2 separate regions of the Homo sapiens genome follow, and region 2 is linked to region 1. Evidence: chromatin contacts called from ENCODE Hi-C data. All regions are on one chromosome and are shown on one strand. Each heading gives the region's core, a stretch centred on a gene start or an enhancer-like site at or near the end of the contact. The rest is flanking DNA. Distances are from core to core; before and after follow the strand shown. Region 1 holds the start of KIAA1549L (KIAA1549 like). Region 2 overlaps KIAA1549L (KIAA1549 like).

Region 1 (5,491 bases), core at 984-3,483:
AGGAAATCACCCAACATCAGGCTGAACAAGAACAACACATGAAAGCCAGTTTCACATATTACAGATGGCTGAACAAATGAACATCATCCCAAAGCAAACATCTCATAAGCAGTTCACAAAAACGACCAAGGACTTGATATCCTTTAATCAAAAACAGGATGTATGTTTCTGAGCCAATGAATACCAAGGTATTTACGTGGGTCTTTCTCAGGCCTTATCTTTTAACAATTATGCCAAATACACATCACTAAAAACTGCTACAGGCATAAAAATCGGGGGCTAAAATTCGTCAGAGGTTTTTCTCAAGTCTGAGGCACACATCCAAAGATTCCTGAACTTTGTAACCACTATAATCGCAATAGAACATTATCTGACAGTAACTCGCAAGCACAAGCACCACCTGTCAGTGACTCTTTAAGTGAATCGAAGGAAAATGGGCTCTGAATTAAGCTGCTGAAGACGAGAAATATTTTTAACCTAAAACTCTCTTATCTAAAACAATGTCAGCCCCTTTACAATTAGGAATTTTAATCTAATTTGGGGGAGGGGGTACTCTGAGAAAGAAGAAGTCATTAGTCCTTGCTAAAAAATGCAAAACTACAGGAACACATTATCTGAAGTGAGAAATATATTCCTTGATAAGGCAGTGTATCAAGAGCTCAGAATTTCGTCAGAAACACAAAAGCCTGCCCTTTCCAAGTGCAGGCAGTAATCATTATTATTTCCAGGACAACTGCTTACTGCACAGCTTAAGTTTTGAAGCACACTTAGCAGAAAAATCCACCCCCACCTAGAATACTTACAACAGATTTCTCAAAATTGTCCAAGGAATTACAGAAATCTATTTCCTGGGGATTGCTGGAAGTCTACAAGCCAAGCATGACTATTTTTAACTAACCTGCAAACAGTGGATTATATACTTAATGAGCGCCTGCATCCCTTTGCAAGGTGCAAGCAATTATTGGAGAGACCTCCTTCCCAAAAGAAAAGGGTTCCGCTATCAACACAGGAGAAACTGTGTTGATATTTGGGAAGCCGACACGCGGATTGCCTAAAACTCTCTAGCCATTTCATGCAGTTAAGACAAAGTGGACACTCAACAGAGAGCCCAAAATACCAGGGACTTTGCCACCCTGAAACGTGTTCTAATGATACATTTCCCGTTTAAGGTGTCCTAAACACACATCTTTCTCTAAATAAAGCGTGCCTGCGGGACCACTAGGAAGGTTCTACAACTTGTCCAAAAAGAAGAGGCGATTGCTCCTTTTTTTTTCTTCCCCGCCCAAAGTGCCTTCCCGAAAGACAGATTTCTGACAGTTCGCCTACTGTTGCAGCAGTAAAGGGCCGGTGTTGCCAATACCTCTCCACCGCCACCTGGGCAGGTGTGGGTCCCGTCCCGCCGCCCCGCTCCTCCAGAAACCTCCGCGGACGCCCCGCCGCCGAGCGCTTACCCGGGTCGGCCTGGCCGTGCTCCAGGAGGGCCGCCAGCAGCAGAAGTCCCAGCAGCAGCGTCGGTGGCCGCGGGGGCGCATCGTGGGACGCGCCGGCCCCGGGGCCCCTCACACCCGTGCAGCGCGCGGCTCCCCAGGCAGCCCGACCAAGCCCACGCGCCACGGGCCGGCCCCCGCGCCCCCGCGTCGCGGGCCCAGCTTCCCTTGAGCCCTGAGGCTTGGCCTCCTGCGGAGCCATGGGGACGCTTCACACATCCAGGCCGCTGCCTCGCTCTGCACCGCGCCGGGGAGCCCAGCCCTCGGCGCCCCGGTCCTCACCGGGCATCGCCGGCCACGGCCCGGGCGCCGGAGGGAGGGGGCGCCGAGCGGCGCGACTGGCTCGCTCGTCCTGCCGCGCCCGGGGCGGGCTCCAGGGAGCCGCGGCTTCACCCGCGCAGGGGCCGGGCCCGCATGGAGCCGCGGCGGGTGCGGGCCGGGGTTCCCACGGTGCCTGTCGCCGCGCGCCGGCGCGATTGGGGCGGCGAGGGTGGGACGGGCGCCGCCCGGGGCCCCCTCCCCCGGGCCGGCTCCTGCAGAACTAGGGGGCGAGGCTGCCGGGAACGGGGGTGGCGGCCGCGGGGCGCGCTCGGGTCCCTCCCTCCCGCCGCCGCTGCAGCCTCGGCGCCCCGCTGTCCTGGCTCCTCGCTCCTCGCTCCTCGCTGGGCTTCGGGTTCCAGCCCCGGCTCCGGCTCGGGTTCCCGGGCCGCGAGTGCTACCGCAGCTCAGAGCGGCGCCTCATTGACAAAGAAAGCACGTAGCCTCCGGAACGGGCGAGGAGGCGAGGAGGCGAGGCCGGCGCGCGCGCGCAGCCCCGCGCGGAGCCACCGCGCGCTCCCCGCTCCCGCGCGCCCGGCCGGGCTCGAGACCCAGGAGGGGGACCCCTCCCGGCGGCTCCCGCGCAGCGGAGGTCCTTAAGGGGAGGGCTTCCCTCCCCTCCTGTCCCCCATCTAGAGAAGGGAAGGTTGGCGGGAGAGAGGTCGTCTGGCCGGGGAGGGGGGTCATGGTCAACGTGCCCAAGCGGCAGGAAAGCTCTTCCGCCTGGATTTTGGAAAAGCTCTTTGTAGAAGGGCGGGCGCGCTTTGTGCTGTTTGTTCACTACTTCTCCGAGGGTTCAACGGACAGCTGCATGCCAGTTTACCCCTGAGGAGCTCAAGCGGCTGTGGGCTAGTTGCAATAACACGCTGGATTAAAACACATTATAAATATTTGTTGCAGCCACACTACGTGCAAAGCATTACACTGCGCACTGGGAAGACTGGGGGAAGTTTTTCCAAAAAAGTCTACACCCCCAAACAGGAGAGTCAGGCAGCTCCTGCTCAGAGGGACAAAAGGCCCAGGCGTCACCTGAGTTGGTCCCCTGCTCTTCGCCCTTGCTAGCCTTGATGGCCTTAGCAAGTGACCTGGCTCATAGGCGCCTCATCCATCCCCAGTCACTGAGTATCTATTACGGGCCCGCTGTTTGCCAGCATCTGTGTTAGGCACTGAGGATACAAGCAGCGGGGAAACACACACATCCTTGACCCGGTAAAGCTCAGACGCTATTCACTCAACAATCCTTACTGACTGCCTGCGATGTGCCAATGACAACAGCCATAAACAAAATCCCTGCCCTCCTGGAGCTGACATTCTAGTGGGGGTTCACCCGCAATAAACAAATAAGTAATAGAATATTAGACTGGTAAATGCCGTAAAGAAAAATCAGTGTAAAAGAATGAAACGTGGGGAGGGGGTGTTGCAAATGTTAAACATTGTGAAGAAAGGCCTCGCTGAGAAGGTGACGTTTGAGCCAAGATCTGAAGGAGGTGAGAACAAGCCATGCGCGAAGAGCATTCCAGATACAGGGAACCAAAAAGGCTAACATCCCGGGGCAGAGCGTGCCTGGTGTGTTAGGGCACAGCAACTTAACCAGGGGATCTGGAAAAGTGTTAGGTTCTAGTTATTGAGCATCTGCAGGATAGAAATAACACCACATTTCATCTAAGACACATACTTTTCACATGTTAACTTTTCAGAAGTCAGATGTGTTCTTATAATATGTCTAAGATTTGTTGAAATATAGTAATGCCTTGTTGGGGGTTATGATTTAATTTTGTTCTTTAATTAAACTAGTTGGGCTGTTTTGGGTTGTGTTAAGAAACTTGCAGTCTGGCCTGGCGCAGTGGCTCACGCCTGTAATACCAGCACTTTAGGAGGCCAAGGCAGGCGAATCACCTGAGGTCAGGAGTTTGAGACCAGCCTGGCCAACATGGTGAAACCCTGTCTCTACTAAAAATACAAAAATTTGCCAGGTGTGGTGGTGCATGCCTGTAATCCCAGCTACTTGGGAGGCTGAGGCAGGAGAATTGCTTCAACCTGGAAGGCAGAGGTTGCAGTGAGCCAAGATTGCACCACTGCACTCCAGCCTGGGCAACAGAGGGAGACTCCTTCAAAAGAAAGAGAGAGAGGGAGAGAGAGAGGGAGGGAGGGAGGAAGGGAAAGATGCAGTCTAGTTGAAGAGATAAAGCAATTCACTAAATTAGTTGGAGACACTGTGAGAAAGCCAGCCCATGGTCATGGTTCAGGCAGCATCACAAGATGAACGGCCCTGCAGCCGGTGGTGATCCCACGGACAAGGCGATGGGGAATGAGGATGTCAGGCAAAGAAGAACTGAAACAAGGGCAGGGTATAGACTCGCTTAGGTGTTGCAGAAAAGGGAGCCCCTGGAGAGAGAAGTGGGCGGAGCAGAGGCAGGGAAGGAGGCAGGAAGATTGGTCTTGGAGCAGTGGGCCTGCCTGTTTGAGACCCAGAACTCTTATGCTGAGGCCAAGTTGTGAAAGGCCTTGGACACATCTGAAGGAGAGGGAGAGGGGAAGATAAGTCACTCTCAGGAGCACCAATCCTGTATCAGGCTCTGAGTTAAGAGCTCCGGAGAACACACAGGTGGATGTGATGGGGGAAAACACGAACCCTTTAGTAGCCACAGCTTCCCCCACCCACCCCTTTTCTGCACCTGGACAATTGTGGTGTTGATGGTGAGTCAGGAACTGAGGAAGCTGGACAGGCTGGCTGCATTCACCCGGGAAGCGACTGAATGTTGCTGGCCTAAAGAGATATAAAAGATCCAGCAGGAGAGACGCTGTGTGCAAAGCAAGAAAGGCAAGACCTGAACACAGCTGGCTTCTCCATGCGAGTTGAGAGAGATTGATTTAGGGGCAACTGCCATGGGGTTGGGAGATAGCAAATGCATATCTCGAGAAAGTAAATTCTGTATTGTAAATGGGATTTTCCCTTCTCCATTATTTGCCAGACTTACACAAATTATAAATTACTTTTCACGTGTTGGTTGTTGCACTGGTGTTTCAATGAATTCGTCTCCCTGATGAGACTGACCTCAAGACGAGATACCATCCCTTTCCTCAAGAAGCCTACAGTCAGCCAGGTGCAGTGGCTCACGCCTGTAATCCCAACACTTTGGGAGGCCGAGGTGGGTGGATCACGAGGTCAGGAGTTCAAGACCAGCCCGACCAACATAGTGAAACGCCGTCTCTACTGAAAATACAAAAATTAGCTGGGCATGGTGGTGCATGCCTGTGATCCCAGCCACTCGGGAGCCTAAGGCAGGAGAATTGCTTGAACCAGGACCCAGAAGGCGGAGGTTGCAGTGAGCCGAGCTCACACCACTGCACTCTAGCCTGGGCTACAGAGCAAGACTCCGTCTCAAAAAAAAAAAAAAAAAAGAAAAGAAAAAAAAGAAGAAGAAGCCTACAGTCTAATGAGGGGGACAGATACATGCAGCAATAACTTCAGAGCAATGTGCTGAGGATGCGATAGAGGTACGTGCAGATCACTCATCGCCATGGGAATGTGAGCAAGGGGTGGCTATTTCTGCCTGGAGGAGAAAAGGCAAAAGAAGGAAACATTTAAAGTCGGAGTTTGCCAGGCACAGCCAATGACACAATAGAAAGCCATGAAAGTCTGCAGCATTTTGCAGGGAAAGATAAGGTATCTGGTGAGAGAAGCA
Region 2 (5,491 bases), core at 1,264-3,763, 280 kb before region 1:
GGGCACAGCAGCAGTGGTGGGGGGCACACTCGGGCTTTTCTCTTGCCCACCTGAGTAATTTAAAGCCGACTGATCCAACTGCGTCACGGACACAGGGCCTCTGGACATCTGCGTGAAGGAGGCGCTGTCGTGCAGCTGGGCCGGCTCGGGCCCTGTAGACTCGGCCATTCTGGTCTTGCTGCCGATGTCTGAGGTGGATCTAGATGGGGCAGAGGGACTGCGTTAGCACTGTCCCAGACCTCAGGCGGCGTCCCGAGCAGGAGGAGTGCGCCCCGTCACCTTTGGGCATGGACAGCTGCCTCCAAGCCTCATGAGGTCCCCAGGACTGGATTTATTCCCAGATAACAAACGGACTTCTAGGAACACCAGCAGGGCAGGAGGCACCCAGACTTGTAGCAGCTGTCATGGTGGCCTCAGCTGAAATCATTTTTAGACGTTCAAGGTCAGTTCTCCCCTAAGGGTGGCTCTCATGTCTCTGGGTGGTAGAACATTTAATTTCCACATAAAATAAGAAAAGCAATTAGCCTTGGGTATTAGCTGGGGATGGTCGACCCAGGGGGTGATGACATCATCAGCAGCCAGTGGGAAGGCTCTCTCTGGAGTGCCTGGTTGCTCCCTTCTCACCGACACCAGAAAGGGGACCCGGGACAGCTGGGGAGCCACATTCCCTATTCCTAACTGGCAGGAAGCACCAAGCCCAAGACTTGGAAGCTCGGGCTGCTCCAGGGAGCAGTGGACATTCTAACAGAACTTTTTTTTGTTCCCCGGGCAATCAGAGAATCAAGCCCATTTAACACATCCTATTTCCACTTAGTGCTCAGAAAGCCGTGTAAGAAGAGGGCAGCCTAGGCTCTGTAGACGTGGGCATCTCCTGGTTTTTCCAAAGGGTCCTTCAGCCACAGACCATTTTCCTTCACAAGCATCAACCCTTGCCTGAGGCAGTTTCACAGAGGGACTTCAGGCTCCCCTAAAATTAGCCCAATGGGAGAGAGGCAAAGACAGCTGCAGCAGGCCTGGCCCCCCACAGGGCCACCCTCTGAGCTAAGCAGTGGCTGTCACAGAGCAAATGACAGCCACGGCAAGGGAGAACATGGGAGGCAGAGGTCTGGGTTCCAGCTACCTTCCCTTTCATTATTTTTATTTTTTTGTTTTGAGACAAGGTCTCACTCTGTCACCCAGGCTGGAGTGCAGTGGCACCACCTCGGCTCACTGCAACCTCTGCCTCCTGGGTTCAAGCGATTCTCCCACCTTAGCCTCCCAAGTAGCCGGGATTATAGGTGCATGCCAGTACGCCCACCTAATTTTTGTATTTTTAGTGTAGACGGGGTTTCACCATATTGTCCAGGCTGGTCTCAAACTCCTGGCCTCAAATGATCCACCCGCCTCAGCCTCCCAAAGTGCTGGGATTACAGGCATGAGCCACCATGCCCAGCCTACGTTCCCTTTCCAAGCCTGTTTCCTCATCTATACAATGACAGGGGTAGACAAACTCATCTCAAAGGTTCCTTCCTGGTCTAATCCTGAGTTTATATGAAGGGCAGTGCACCCCCCACCCCCGATATGTGGCAAGATAGCAAATGGCGTGGAGGGGCCTGGGAGGAGACAGGTGGTTGAAAGAAGAAATAAGAAATTGATGCTGGCCTTCAGCAAACCTCCCACAAATTGCTGGTATGAGGCCCCTCCAATCCAGGACTCTCAGGAGTAACCAAGAAGCCCGTTGCTACTCTCCTAGGAAGGTCCAATGTGGAGGCTGTATGATGTGACCGTTCATCAGGGTGGGGTCTCCCTTCCTCCCTCTCTGCTTGCTTGTTCCCACAGCCCTGGCTTCCCACACACTGTTCCAGGCATCTGCTACTTGTTCAGAAAACCCTTCCTGGGAAAATTTCTGAGTTATGCTCGATAAGCAATTCTGAGACCCCTTTCTGGGGAACCCTGGAGCTTTTGAGATCATCTAGGCCCCTGTGCTCATGTTACAGATAGAGAAACAGGGGCTGGAGGGGCAAGGCCAACTGCTGGGGCTGCACAGCAGGTCAGGGTCTGCTGCTTTCCACCCAGGCTCGGCTGGTGGCAAGAAGTGACGTCTACGCCCCTCCGCATTCTAAACCACTGGCAATGAGAGCGGGGTCCCTCCTATTCCGAGGGAAACTCCTATTTTTCTTCCCCATTCACAAAGCCCAGACCCATGGTTCACAGATAGGATGTGATTTGTATGTTGGGGGAAGCTGGAGTAGGAAGGCCAGGGCAGTGGTCCACATGTACCCCAGGGCACAGTTCTAGCCTTTCCCAGTGCTCAGGGCTTTTGTTCTTCTTGTCCATCCTTATTAAAAACATGCCCTCGTTAGATTTTCCTAAAGCAAAGAACATGCTTAACATATGTGTTGCAATTGAGATATCTGACTTCATACATTTTCAATCTCTCCCTCTTGGAAGTCAAGAGTTGGGGTGGATGCCCAGACATGCCTGCCCCTCCCTGGCTTCTCAGACACCACCCTTAAATAACCAAGGGACTTTTGGTAGCAGCTGTTGTGGTAGCCTGAGCTGGAGTCATTTTTAGATGTTCAAGGTCACGGTCTGAGGCTTTCCAGGTATGGGGCAGTTGACCTTGGGCTTCTTCAACTGTGGATTCTCAAGAACTTTCTGGTTAAAAAGCACAAAAGCACCGTGATCTGTTCATTCATGGTACTTGGGATGCCACAGGCGCATGGTTGTCTGTACAGGTGACACACCCTGGATGGGGTGGAGCATGAAGGAAATTTGCCGGTGCTGTTGTCAGGTCAGGGTACATAGGACTGACCCTTTTCCAAATATTCCAAACAAAACAAAGAAAGGAACGTGTTACCGCCTGAGAGAAGCGACAGCCACAGGACCAGTCCGGGGAGGTACGGGTGGAGGCGGTGAGCCCATGACCATCTCAGGAAGCTGGGAAAACCTGTAAGCCTGTGAAAGAGACAAGCAATACAGGGAGAGTTGTTAACACCCAGGGTCGATCAGCACACAGGTTCCTCTTGTTTGAGGAGGAAGCAAACTTCCAAGGGTCAGACTCTGCCTCCTTACTCAGACTTTTTTCTAAGATCTTCCCTCACATGTTTCCAGCCATCTCTTCTACTGCACCTCCCACCACTCTCGCTGGGGCCACTGTACTTACAGGGCCCTCCAACCATTCTCAGAACACGCCAAGTTCTGTCTCACCTTGGGCTTTTCTTCCACCTGGGTGCTTTCCTCACCATTCTTCCCAGGGCTTCACGCTTCATTTCATTCATCCAGCCCCAGACTCCCCTAGAGCCCCATTTATCTATTTTTCATCATGGCAACGATCACTCTCTGACTTTATATGGTTGCTTGTTTATTTACGATCTGCCACCAACTAGAGTGTAATAAGGGCAAGGGCTTTGTTGTCAGAGATATCCTTATACCTGGAACAGTGCCTGGTATATAACAGGTTATCAATAAATATTAGATGATTAAATGGATGAATCATTGATTGTGTTTTACTTTCTCTCAAGGGAGAGCAGGTTTAGTGGAGAAAAGCAATGGATTTGGAGTGAGGACGTATGTGTGAAGGTCCTGATGAGCAAACTTTAGGTCCTTCAGCAACTCAGGTGACCTTTCTGGACCTCTTCTGAAATGGGGACAACAATGCTTGCTCAGAGGGCTGCTGAGAAGATCAGGTAAGTCTGTGTGTGTGTGTGTGTATGTCTTTTGCAATCTATAAAGCACTATTCAAAGATAAAAGACTAGAACTGTCACCAGAAAAGTGAAGACTTTTATCAACATGTGAGGGGATAAAAGCAAAACAGACAGAGACAGACAGGATTAGAAAGAGCCAGGCCACAACCTCCTTTAGCAAGAGAAAATCTAGAAATGCTCTCTGTGAAGACAAAGCTTCACTTGCGGTTCTCATCCGTTTCTTTCTTCAGGTATTCTGCCCATCAGATCTCTCAAGGAGGAGGATGACAGGATTTTAAACCTGAAGGCATCAGGACAAAAAACAGCAGCACAGGGGATCCACAAACAGGATTCTTTCAACTGAATAATGAAGTCTTCTCCCTCCAGCATGATGGCAGACTACATCTTCATAAGGGCCAACCCACTCAATAACGACGAGGTCCAGGATTAAACCTACTTTTTAATGCAGTGTGAAACTGCAAGATGTCAGGGAAATCCCAAGGGACTATTCCCCTACCCCACACCTCAGCAAACTAAAACAAAACCATGAGCTGAAACCAGAGGTGAAAATACTGAAGGTAAGCAAATACGAATGGCGAAGTGGCCTGGAAAACAAACGCCATATTGACAGTTGATGAAGAGATCAAGCCTTGGAACAGAACGAGGTGAGGTGGCTGAACCTGAGGCACTCACCTCCAACACAAAAGGAGGCTAGCATTGGTCCCTTCTAGGGAGGGAGGATGGATGGCAATGATCCCAGCTCAGGCAGAAGCAATTGTAAATCCTTGTTGGAGAAAAGTATCCCTAAAGCAGTCTCTCAGGATTAGCACCGATTAAGATGAAGCAAGTGGAGCTCATGATCTAAGACCATGAACACACCAGAAAAGTGAAGTTAAAAAGAGTAGAAAAAACAAACAAGATTCAGACCTTTAAGGACTTTAGAGTTTGGAACTTCCAGACACAAGACAAAAAATAACAACGTAAAAAATGTTTTTAAGAAATAGTTGACCAGGCTGGGTGTGGTGGCTCACGCCTGTAATCCCAGCACTTTGGGAGGCTGAGGCGGGCAGATCACGATGTCAGAAGATCGAAACCATCCTGGCTAACATGGTGAAACCCCGTCTCTACTAAAAATACAAAAAATTAGCTGGGCGTGGTGGCACGCACCTGTAATCCCAGCTACTCGGGAGGCTGAGGCAGGAGAATTGCTTGAATCCAGAAGTTGGGGGTTGCAGTGGGCCGAGATCACGCCACTGCACTCCAGCCTGGATGACAGAGCAAGACTCCGTCTAAAAATAATAATAATAATAATTGACCAGACAGATACTATTAGAAATGATCCAGCAGATTTGAAAAAGAATAGAACTTTCAGAAGTGAAACATGATTATTAAAATAAAAACATTCAGTGTAGAGGAAGTAAATAATAGATTAATCACAAATAGAGAATTAATAAACTAGAAAATGGAATTGGGGAAATTACTAAGAATGATGCACAATGGGCCGAGAAGATAGAAAATATAAAAGAGAAATACAAGACACAGAGGATGGAATGAGCAGGTCTAACATGCAGCTAACCGAAGTCCCAAAGGAGAGAAGAAGGAAAACAAAGACAAGGCAGTATTTGAAGAAGCAATGGCTAAGAATTTTCCAGAATTGATAAAATAAGTAAATTAATAATCCCAAGTAGGATCAATAAAGTAAAACACACATCTAGATACACTGTAGTGAAACAATACCAAAGGCAAAGAGATCTTAAAAGCAGCCCAAAAGGCCTATCACCTACAAAGGGATGGCAATGACACTAACAAATGGCTTCTCGTTAGC

The links. A loop is a pair of places that touch in the nucleus more often than their neighbours do. Pooled maps may share reads with other maps.
Region 2: a loop to region 1 is called in a pooled map, with 2.1 times the contacts of the local background. The contact joins the enhancer-like site here to the promoter of KIAA1549L in region 1. A Hi-C loop is called at or near these places in 2 of 168 maps with a recorded cell type or tissue (aorta and endothelial cell of umbilical vein) and 5 of 50 pooled maps.

Annotation. Positions count from the first base shown.
Region 1 is chr11:33,372,850-33,378,340 of GRCh38, reverse strand. It overlaps KIAA1549L (KIAA1549 like), which reads right to left and starts at 2,233. Exons shown (of 21, transcript NM_012194.3): 1 at 1,452-2,233. The coding sequence starts at 1,689. RefSeq lists silencers at 1,368-1,647, 1,778-1,877, 2,018-2,257, 2,288-2,347.
Region 2 is chr11:33,653,458-33,658,948 of GRCh38, reverse strand. KIAA1549L (KIAA1549 like) reads right to left here. Exons shown (of 21, transcript NM_012194.3): 18 at 2,840-2,937; 19 at 51-199. LOC105376617 (a long non-coding RNA gene) reads left to right here. Exons shown (of 4, transcript XR_007062647.1): 3 at 3,504-3,668; 4 at 3,918-4,676. Among named protein-coding and RNA genes, the nearest start is that of C11orf91, 45 kb to the left of the region's middle. RefSeq lists enhancers at 2,387-2,476, 2,593-3,792. Within about 2 kb of position 2,513, at least 3 of the 41 ENCODE cell types and tissues checked have a DNase peak (open chromatin) inside an H3K27ac peak, as active enhancers do.